2 separate regions of the Homo sapiens genome follow, and region 1 is linked to region 2. The links are chromatin loops, found by intact Hi-C in ENCODE. Cell type or tissue: HCT116. All regions are shown on one strand. Links, peaks and the distances in the headings refer to the core of each region. The heading gives the core; the rest is flanking DNA. Region 1 has its middle 17 kb from the start of COMMD10. Region 2 overlaps AP3S1 (adaptor related protein complex 3 subunit sigma 1).

Region 1 (5,385 bases), core at 319-5,318, 220 kb before region 2:
ACTTGGAACAACACTGAAGAGCCATTTCCAATTCGCAGCTCCTGGGGGGCCAGCTGAGGGCTTATTGTGACTGCATTGCAGCCCAATCTCTCCCTCTACCCAACCCTGTTTCCCTTCTATCCCTTCTAAGCATTCAACTCAACAGCACTCAACTTCCTGCTTGTGAATCTCATCTCAGATTCTGCTTCCTGAGGAATCTAACGTGCAACAGGGATTTCTTGCTGGACAAACTAACCAAGAAGATTATTATTCAATGATTGCTTAAAGCACTTGAAGACAATTATGTTGGCGATGAGGATGCTGGTGGTGGTGGTCATAGGACAACAAAGGAAAGGAAAAGATTTTGTCTGACAGACTCTCAAATTCTATTTATACAAGGAGTCAGTATTTGAAAAAGTAAAAATGATAACCAAGATGATATGGTTGAGATGGGGCCTGACTATGTTGCCCAGGCTGATCTCAAACTCCTAAGCTCAGGGAGTCTGCCTGCCTAAGCCTCCCCAGTAGCTGGGATTACAGGCATGCACCTCCATGCCTGTTAATAATCAAATATTTTAATGTAAATAATTTATGCTACTATTTAGGAAACCTAGAGGACCTTTTGTAACCACACCTATTTTACTTTACTTTCATATGCGCTTAACATGTAATCCAGGTTGTCTCTTACCATTATCCAGCATGCATTTATTGAATATCTACCTTGTGCCAAGCTCTGTGCTAGGGATCTTGCGCTTAAAAAACACAATCCCTTCTCCTAAGCTTCTAAGGAACTTACACATCAGTATGAGGCCACAAAACAACAGTGAAGTGAAAAAGTGTCATGATTCATCTGAATACAGGGCACTGTGGATGCTCTGAATACGTAACGATAGCCATCATTTATCAAGTTATGTTTGCTGTGTACCCAGGATTGTTTCTGATGCTTTACAAGCATTATCTCATTAAATCTCACAGCAATCTCCTTTTAGATTCTTGCATATACCATCACAGTAAGTGATTACACCCTTACCTCTTTCACATTTGTCTTGTTGTTTTAACTAGTCTGACACCTGGCAGTTCAGCTCTCTCCCCCAGCTCAGCAAAGTTTCTGATGGTTGGTCCCTGCTTCATGATGTGTGGCTACCCAGCTCATAAAACTGGCCTGGTGCCTTTTCTTCCTGAGGCCAACCTTTTCTGCATTTTCTTAGATCTAGTGCCCCCCACCCCCCTTTTTTTTTGCTTAAATTAGCCAGAGCTGTTTGCAGTTGAAAGATCCCAGCTGACGTAAACAATAAGTGTATGATCACATGATCATTAAAAGCCAACAAAGATATAGAAAAGAGAGAGATGATAATGTTTCATACAGTGCTGTTCCTAAAGAACCCAGGGAAAAGGGATCCATCCCAATTGACTGTCCTTTAACAGGAGAGAAAGTTGTTTCACTGAAACTACAAGAGTGGAGGCAAAAAAGAGGTATGGATAGAGACTCTTAGTAGGATTGGGGGCAGGAGAAAAAATCAGAATGTCAAAGTTATGTATCGGATGGTCTCTATCATTTCCAAGAAAACAGCAATATTGAGAAGAGGATAAAGAAGTCGGGAGTTAAAAAGGCCAAACGTTTAAATAGCTGCTTTGGAGAATGGCCGAGGAATTGACTGGACTGAGGGAGGCATTGTTATGGCAATATGGAATGGCATCAGTCTCTATAACTGGGTACCTTCACCACAGACAGCTTGAGAAAGAGACATAGCAGGAGTCAGGCCTTTTATCTAAAACATTTTCTAAACTTCATTTATTGTGCTAAATGTATCCTTTTTTAAAGTTATAATGTTATAACAGTTATAATGTTAAAGTTTTTTGAAGTATAAATTTGAAAAATTAAATTGAAAAGTTTAAATAGTGCCAGGCATGGTGGCTCACACCTGTAATCCCAGGGCTTTGGAGGACTGAGGCAGGAGGATCATTTGAGGCCAGGCATTAGAGACCAGCCTGGGCAACATAGCACTCGAGCCCTGATCTTAAAAAGTTAAATACAATTAAAAGTTAACCGGGCGTGGTGGCTCTCACCTGTAGTCCCAGCTACTCAGGAGGCTAAAGCAGGAGGATCATCTGAGCCCAGGAATTTGAGGTTACAGTGAGCTATGATTGTGCACTCCAGCCTGGGCAACAAAGTGAGACCCTGACTTTTAAAAAAAGAAACAAAATCTTGAGAAAATCATCTTTTATTCCAAAGAAAAGATAAAAATCTCATGGTACCCAGCCTTAAATAATCTTTTTGAAAAAATTCCAAATCCATTTGAAAAAGTGGTCTTGATTTTGTTCTGTGTAAAACCTAAAGTGCATATAAATGGCCAGCAGAGGGAGCCAAAACCATTCATGTATTTCCTCTGTATATCGTTTTTAGGAAAATGTATGATTAAAAATTACAAAATGCAAATAACCCTCATCATTCAAGAATATATGCAAAAATCATAGAAATCATATATTTAGTGCTACTCTATGCCAAGTACTGTTTGGAAAATTCAAAGCTAGAATGGGATTCTAAATGTGAAGCAACTGAAAAAGCATTCCTTCCTCTCACTCTCTAGGACTTTTTTGGGATTCTGTTTTTGTTTTTTTCTTTTTTCTTTCTCTAGGACTTTTTGTAGTAACTCCTGAAAAGCAAAGTAATTTCTGTTCTATTGAAGTGGGAACAATTTATGAGTTGTATGGACACTTTTCAGTTCCTATTGCTGAGAACACAATTGTTAGCAGTGTGTCGAAAAGAAACGGGAGGGCCTTAGCTCACACCTCTTAAATCAGGCTCTAGGTATCTCTCAGAAAACAGAAGGAATAGATTTTTTGTGGAAATTTATTGAAAAGCAATTTGCCGCAACTACACTATACATGTCTCTCCATTTTCTGGACAATAAGTGTATTAGTTAGGGTGTTTTGTTTATGAGTAAGAGAATCCAACTCTGACCAACTCTGGCTAACTAAGGGGGAAAATAATTTACTGAAAGAATGCTGGTTAGTAATGTCCTTTAAATAATTTATAAATAAAATTTGAGGAAAATGGTTGATATTTAAAAATGACAATGTATATATTTTATATAACTATGTTCACAAATTTGAAAATTTATATAAAATAGATAACTTATAGAAAGATATATATGTAATATGTAATACATAAGAAAAATAGAAGAAAACAGAATATAACTGTTTTAAAAACAAATGTGTTATTGAAAACCTTCCTATTAAAAAAAAGAGAGAGAGAGAAAGAAAACAACAAAAAAAAATCCCTTCAGGTCCAACTGGCCTCACTGGCAAGTTCCAATAAACATGTGAGGATGAATAGTTTCACTTGAAACAAAGGCTTGTAGAGAAAAGAAAGTGGTCACCATCTCCTTTTATGTGGCGAGCATCACCTTGACATTAAAGCCCAACAAGGACTTCCATTTGCAGAAAAATGGAGTAGGGATGCTTTTTTGCTATTCTTCTCACTACATACAGTTACAAACTCTGGACTTTACGAATAAAACAAATATAAGATGACTCTGAAAGGCAGAGAGAAGGAGGCAGACTGGTTAGGGACCTGGGACATGAGGAAGGACAGAGCAGTAAGTACCCTGGGTTTCTTTTTACTTTCTTTTACTTCATACATCTTTGGGTGTATGAAGACTGGGTAACGGAGATGTCAGCAATCCAGAAATGCCAATGGGCACAGATGGAAAAAGCTCCCAAAACCTTGGTCTCTGTAGCCAAAGAACCAAGAAATAGGCAGCCCAGCAAGACAGAAGGGTTTTAAACAATAACCCGTCTACTCCACCAACAATCACAGAAGAAAACTGTGCCCTCACTCCCACCAGCAAAGGCTGAATAGGGAACCTGGACTTCCACCCTGGCCAGGCTGTAATGAGGTACCCCAACAACGGAACACATACTCACCAACACACATCATAACTCAACCTCTGAAAGCTGAAAAGCAAATTTTTTAAAGCATTACTTCTGGGAAAAAAAAAATTCAAAGGACAGGTTTCTCTTCAGAAACATTGGAAGCTAGAAGAAAGTAGCAAAAAATGTTTTAAATGAGATCCCCAAGATCAAGAACAAGGTAAGGCTGCTTGTTCTCACCACTGCTATGAGAGTAATGGGAGGTCTTGCCAGAGTAATAATGAAAGAAATGGACAGAAAATGCGTATACATTAGAAAGGAAGAAATAAAACTGTCCCTATTTGCAGATGACAAATTCCATCTACATAGAAAATTCCAAAAAAAATTACAAAGATTTTTTTTTAAATCTACGAACAGCCTTCTAAAACTAATAAGGGACTTCAACAAAGTTGTAGGATACAAGATCAACATACAAAAATATATTTTATTTCTACATGCTATCAATAAACACTGAAATTTAAAATATGATACCATTTAGAATTGTCCGGAAAAATGAGACACGTGATTGTAAATCTAACAAAATACATATAAGACTTGTAAGCCAAAAACTATGAAATGATAATGGAAAAAACCTATAATGGAATATGGATGGAATGATAATGGAATAAATATACAAAAAGACATGCCGTGTTCATGAACTGGAAGGGAGACTCTAAGGTAATAGAAATGTCAGTTCTTCTCAAATTGATACACAGATTTAACACATTCCTATTAAAATGCTAGCAAGATTTTTTTATGGATATAGACAAGATTAATCTAAAATGTATGTGGAAAAGTAAATGAACTGTAGTAGTTAAAACGATGTTTAAAAGAAAAACAAAATGGGGAGAATTATTTTACCTAATTTTAAAATTTGCAGTTGGCCATTGAACAACAGATTTGAACTGTCTGGGTCCACATATACACAGATTTTCTTCTGCTTCAGCCGTCCCTGAGACAGCAAAACCAACCCCTTCTCTCCATCCTCCTTCTCAGCCTACTCAATGTGAAGATGACAAGGATGAAGATCTTTATGATGATCCACTTCCACTTAATGAATAGTAAATATATTTCCCCTTCATGAAGATTTTCTTAACATTTTCTTTTCTTTAGCTTACTTTATTGTAAGAATACACTCTGTAAATATATAACATACAAAATATGCATTGGTACCCCTAACCTGTGCACTGTTCAACGGCCAACTGTATTATATATCTGCCATCACAAAGACTATGTGGTATTGTCAGATGAATAGATGCATAGATCAATGTAACAGCCTAGAGAACCCAGAAATAGCCCAGCACAAGTATGGCCACCTGACTTTTTACAACAGTGCAAAAGCAATTCAGTGGAGGAAGGATAGTCTTTTCAACAAATGGTGCTGAAAAACAGTTGGATATCCATAGGCAAAAAGGAACCTCGACCTAAACCTCACATCTCACATGTCATACAAAAATTAACTCAAGGCCAGGCGCGGTGGCTCACGCCTGTAAT
Region 2 (5,385 bases), core at 176-5,175:
AATATACTTCATGCCACAAAACTGTACACTTGCAACTGTTAAAATGATAAATTTTGTTATATATTTTTTACTACAATAAAATTTATTTTATAACCCTTTCATGTCACACTAAGATATATTAATGACAGGAAATAGGATATGTATGCGGTAGAATCAACTAGTACTCTTCCTCAGTAAGCACAAGGTAATCAAAACAATTCAGTGGGTCTGGAATATTAAAAGATAGCCCTTTCCTCCTGAGTAACAAAGAGAACTGTGACTGACAGCAAGTGATTCTTGTAATTACACCAGGCTTGCAAGAGTGGAAAAATGTAAATGCTTTTCAGTACAATAGAGGTGGGTCTAGTGGGCTTCACATAAACTCTATTCACATATAATTAAGACAATAAGCTAAGAAAAAAATGGTTTTCTTCTTGAGTTCTGTTACTTCACAGGTGACTTACGAAAGCTTGATCACAGGTCTCATTGATAGAGAGGCTATACAGAACTGGAGCACTCATGTTTTTTGTTTCCTTTGTTTTTGTTTTTTTTTTAGAAGACAGGGGCCCTGCTATGGTTGCCTAGCATAGCCTCAACTCCTGGGCTCAGGCAATCCTCCCACCTTACCCTCCCAAGTAGCTGGGACTATAGGCACACACCATGCCTGGTTTTGATGCACTGACTTTTACCTTCATTCACTGGCCTAGCAACACCTTCTTTACAGAGCCTAACAATAACTGGGTAGAGAAGAAAGTAACCAATCAGAGGAGAGCCTCACTGCCCCTTCTGCAGAGGCACTGTTTAAATGGCAAAATGCAAGTGTGATTCAAAGAGGAGTATCTCCTCTTGTGGAGAACATGCTGGGCATGATGTCATCAAACTGAATTATGTCAAGAAGGGGCATGGTGTGGCATACAGGCATGATCTGTCCCCATCGTTCTCTTTAGCTTTATCTCCTGCCTCTCTTCCCCGTGATTTCTCAGCTTGCCTTCTTGCTATTCCTGAACACATCAAGTGTGGTCCCATTTGAGGGACACTGCACTTCTTTCTGCCTGAAACATTCTTTTCTTTACTGTTTTCATATTCTTCCTCTCTTATCTCATTCAGTTTTCCTCTCAAATGTCAGGTCGTCAAAGAGGTATTCCCAATGACCCTATCTAATATAGGCTTTCCTCCATCAAGCTTTATTCCCTTATACTGTTTCATTTGTCTTCAGACTAATTACAATCTTAAATAATTTACTGCCTATCTCCTATCACCAGAATGTAAACCCACAGGGCAAGGGTGACATCCGTCTTACTTATCACTGTATTACTAGTGCTTAGAATAGGGCCATACAAACAACAAATAAATACTTGAAAGAATATGGACAGGAAAAGAGAAAGAGTGTAATGGAGAGACAGATCAGAAAGTATCCAGAAAGACCACCCCTCTTCCCAGAGGCCTATCTCTAGAAGGCCTAGTCAGAGGCCTAACTCTACAAGGGCTTCCTCCACTTGGAATCTTAAGAAAACAGTTATTAGCTAGAATTGTCCTTTATTCACTTCAATATCCTTCTAAGAGTTGCTTGATTCTTCAGCAAAGAAAGCTGTTTTAACTATATTGTACTTCAAAGGATTTGATGAGAGGAAAGCTGAAAAGGCAGATGGGTGAGGAAAAAATGTGTTTAGTTAGCCTAATGTGACAGTTTTATACAACAAGAAGTTGGAAGGGGACTGGGCCCTCTAGATGGTAACAACTCAGAATCACCTTGAATTATAAAACAGCAGTGACAAAATCCATAATCCACAGGTACAAAAAAGACTAAGTGCTAAAGGTAAGAATGAACTCTTGACTTTCAAACAAAAATTAGCAAAGATTTCCTTTCAGAACGAAAAAGACAAGGACACTGATAACCTCAGGTTACACAGGTAAGTTTAATTTTATACAAAAGAAAGATATATACACATTTCTTAGGACATGCAAATTATTAATGTGCTATTACCATATACTGTCTTTTTTAAATTTTAACAAGAGAGTGGCTGAACATTAACATATTCAGTTATCTTAAAGCCACAATGTTTAATAAATCCATCATCAGCTTCAAAGCATTTATTTGTGTTATTAATGTCTAAAAGGTATATCCTATTCACTGGGACATTCTGAAAAGAAAAATAAAGACCGGGGGGAAATACACTAAGTGTTAATAATTATCTGTGTGTGGTAAAATCAAGAATGACCTTAGTGGCCTTAATATTTAATTTTCCACAGTCACAAAAAAAGAAACTTACTTAAAATTGAAAACAACTTTGCTAAAGAATATAATATAGGTACGTCACGTAAGGCCTTCTTTTAGAAAAGCCATGAAATGACCTATAACATTGTCCTATTTATAACACTTACCTCATAACCAAAAATCATTTTAACTTTGAAGACTTTATTTCCTCCTTTACAATTAAATATTCAAAAGGTTTAGTCTTAATTTTTAAAAAGCAAGTTTTCCAGCATACTCCACATAAAAACTGTGAACGTATAAGCATTTGGGTTTTTCGAGGATACTTTGATATAAGGAAAACCTGAAATTAAGATCTATTGTGACACAGGTTCAGTATTGCATATTACAAGGAACTATTCCTGATATTAACAACCTCAGAAGCAATCTAAAATTTCAGAAAACTAATATATATTAAAAGCTAATAAAGAGGGAATAGTGGTGATAGACATGTTAGTTAGCTTGATTTACCCATTTCACAATATATACATATACAAAAATAACATGTACACGGTAAATATATGTAATTTTTTTTTGTCATCTATACCTCAATAAAAACATATATTTTTTTAAATTTGTTGAGACAGGGTCTCCTCTGTCACCCAGGCTGGAGCGCAATGGCGCAATCTCAGCTCATTGCAGCCTTGATCTCCGGAGCTCAGTGATCCTCTCACCTCAGCCACCTAAGCAGCTAAGACTATAGGTGTGTGCTAACATGACTCACTAATTTTTGTATTTTTGGCATAGAGACAGGGTTTTGCCACGTTGCCCAGGCTTGTCTTGAACTCCTGGGCTCAAACAATCCTCCCATCTAGGCCTCCCAACGTGCTGGGATTACAGGCATGAGCCACTGTACCCGGCCATAAAAATAAATATTTTTTTAAAAGTTTAGAAGAAGAAATAGCAGACCCTTGTTTGCCTACCCACCATCCACTCCTTTCTTTCATCTTTCCAACAGAATATCCATTTTATTCCCGTTTTCACTCTCATCTTCAGCTCCAATCCAAAGTTGGATGTTGATTAGGGTAAGAATATTGGTCTTGGGTGGGTCTAACCAGAATGAAGGGAAAGACACAGTCCAGGACTGCAGAAACAGATGGTTGTCTCTTTCTGAATTGAACTGATTACCAAAGGAGAAAAACAGCCTTTGGATAATAGTAATTTTGTGATGAGTAAAGCAGAGAAAGAGAAAGAAATTGGATCTACAATAAAGTCATTGATTTGCTGAATCAAATACTTTTGGAATCGGTCTACTACTCTGCACTTCCTATAATGTACCTAACATAGTTCTTTCCAAGCACTTGAGTCAGGCTACATAAAACCCAATTTATGCAGACAAACGCATTATAACTAATATGGAAGGAAACCAAATCGTATGGAATTTTCTTCTTAACAAAAAGCTGAAATGCCGTGTGTTAGTATGTGTTAACACCCTCATACTCAGGAGTGTTGATAATTCTATCTTGATCACAGACATAAGTTTAATTATCCCATCTGCCACAACGTCTTAATAGTCACTAAAAAAAGACATGAGTGAACATGGATGGATCTTTTTAAGGGATATTTTTAAAAGAAAAAAGAAGTTATCTATACTTTCAACACTTTGTATTTTTATGTTAAGATTTAAAAAAAAAAAAAAAAACGAGAAAGAAGAATCTTAGAGTTCCTCCTAAGGCTTGCATTTGGTTAACAGTTTAATTAAATACAGTTTATTAAAAAAATTGAGGCAACTCATATAGGTTAATTTGAAATTTTTCCTGCTTGCACTTAATATGTGTGTGGTGTGTACACACACATGCATACATACACACAGTATTTTATATCTGAAGAAACAACTAAGATAATTCACACAAAAGAAAGACATTTCCACTTTATAAAAGTAATTCACAGGCCAGGCATGGTGGCTCAGATCTGTCATCCCAGCACTTTGGGAAGCCAAAGCTGGAGGAGTGTTTGAGGCCAGGAGGTTAAGACCAGCCTGAGCAACATAGTGAGACCTTTTCTCTATAAAAAAAGAAAAATTTTTTAAAAGTAATTCACCAGAGGATACACTATGGAATCACAACCGAAGGGATTTTTTTGTTTGATAGCTATGTAAAAATATATTTAGTTTATAAAATATAAGTCTCATTAGTTATTTACAGTAATGCACAAATACTGTCAGGTAAGTATTAAAAGACTAAAGGTTACTGTTGTCAAGTCGCTGAAGCTAAGTATCAACTTAAAAAGACAAACCAAGCAAAACATTTGAATTTGTGCAGTCATAGACCAAGGATATAGAAGGCAAAAACGAAAAGGGATGCATTTTGAGTCCAGACTTGAATTTTTTTTTTTTTTTTTTTTTTTTTTTTTTTTTTTTTTGAGATGGAGTCTCACTCTGTCACCCAGGCTGGAATGCAGTGGCACGATCTCAGCTCACTGCATTCTCCACCTCCCCAGGTTCAAGCAATTCTCCTATCTCAGCCTCGAGCGAGTAGCTGCACTTATAGGCGTGCGCTACCATGCCTGGCTAATTTTTGTATTTTTAGTAGAGATGGGGTTTCACCATGTTGGCCACACTGGTCTTGAACTCTTGACCTCAGGTGATCCGCCTGCCTTGGCCTCCCAAAGTGCTGAGATTACAGGCATGAGCCATGGCACCCAGCCCACACTTGAATTCGTAATGTCTGACTCTAGCAGAATGAACCAAAACTTCTGTTTAGCAAAACAGGTGCGCAACTTCCTATTTCTCACATATAACAGCTTGGAGCCACAATCGAATCTAACAATCTATTACAGCATGAAATGGAAATGTGCACTGTTAAAGGGCAGAGATGAATATGTAAGTTGTTATATTTGAGGGAGATAAATGAGGAATGAAAATGAAGTGCAGTAGGATAAACTTGTTGGCAAATGGTTAAACATTTTTTAAACTGCTCAGTGTTAAACGATTACTGTTGGACTCAAACCTCAGCATCCTGCCAGTATATGGAATTGTTAGCTCAGTCACACCTCTAGATATTGTTTAATAAATTAAACTCAATATTTTTATTCATATTGGACATATACTTCTTAGAGACCCCTTAAAACAGAAACAGCTGAGTAACACATATGCCATCATTACTTTTATGCTAAAGGCAGAGATTCTTAAAACCTCTAGTTAGTGAAGGACTACA

Evidence for each region. Peaks named below come from ENCODE experiments on the same cell type or tissue, not always from the same donor. Only the 100,000 strongest peaks of a DNase experiment are listed, where the experiment ranks them.
Region 1: a loop joins it to region 2, with 3 times the contacts of the local background. A loop is called at or near these places in 36 of 110 quality-filtered maps.

The regions. Positions count from the first base shown.
Region 1 is chr5:116,065,186-116,070,570 of GRCh38, reverse strand. No RefSeq gene overlaps it. Among named protein-coding and RNA genes, the nearest start is that of COMMD10, 17 kb to the left of the region's middle. In HCT116, for the core only: a CTCF peak has its summit at 2,337 (motif pointing right); a DNase peak (open chromatin) is centred at 2,320.
Region 2 is chr5:115,845,043-115,850,427 of GRCh38, reverse strand. The region is part of intron 1 of AP3S1 (adaptor related protein complex 3 subunit sigma 1); the gene reads right to left. Among named protein-coding and RNA genes, the nearest start is that of AP3S1, 5.8 kb to the right of the region's middle. In HCT116, for the core only: no CTCF peak of the experiment used is centred there; a DNase peak (open chromatin) is centred at 2,957; H3K4me3 peaks cover 2,591 bases; H3K27ac peaks cover 5,000 bases.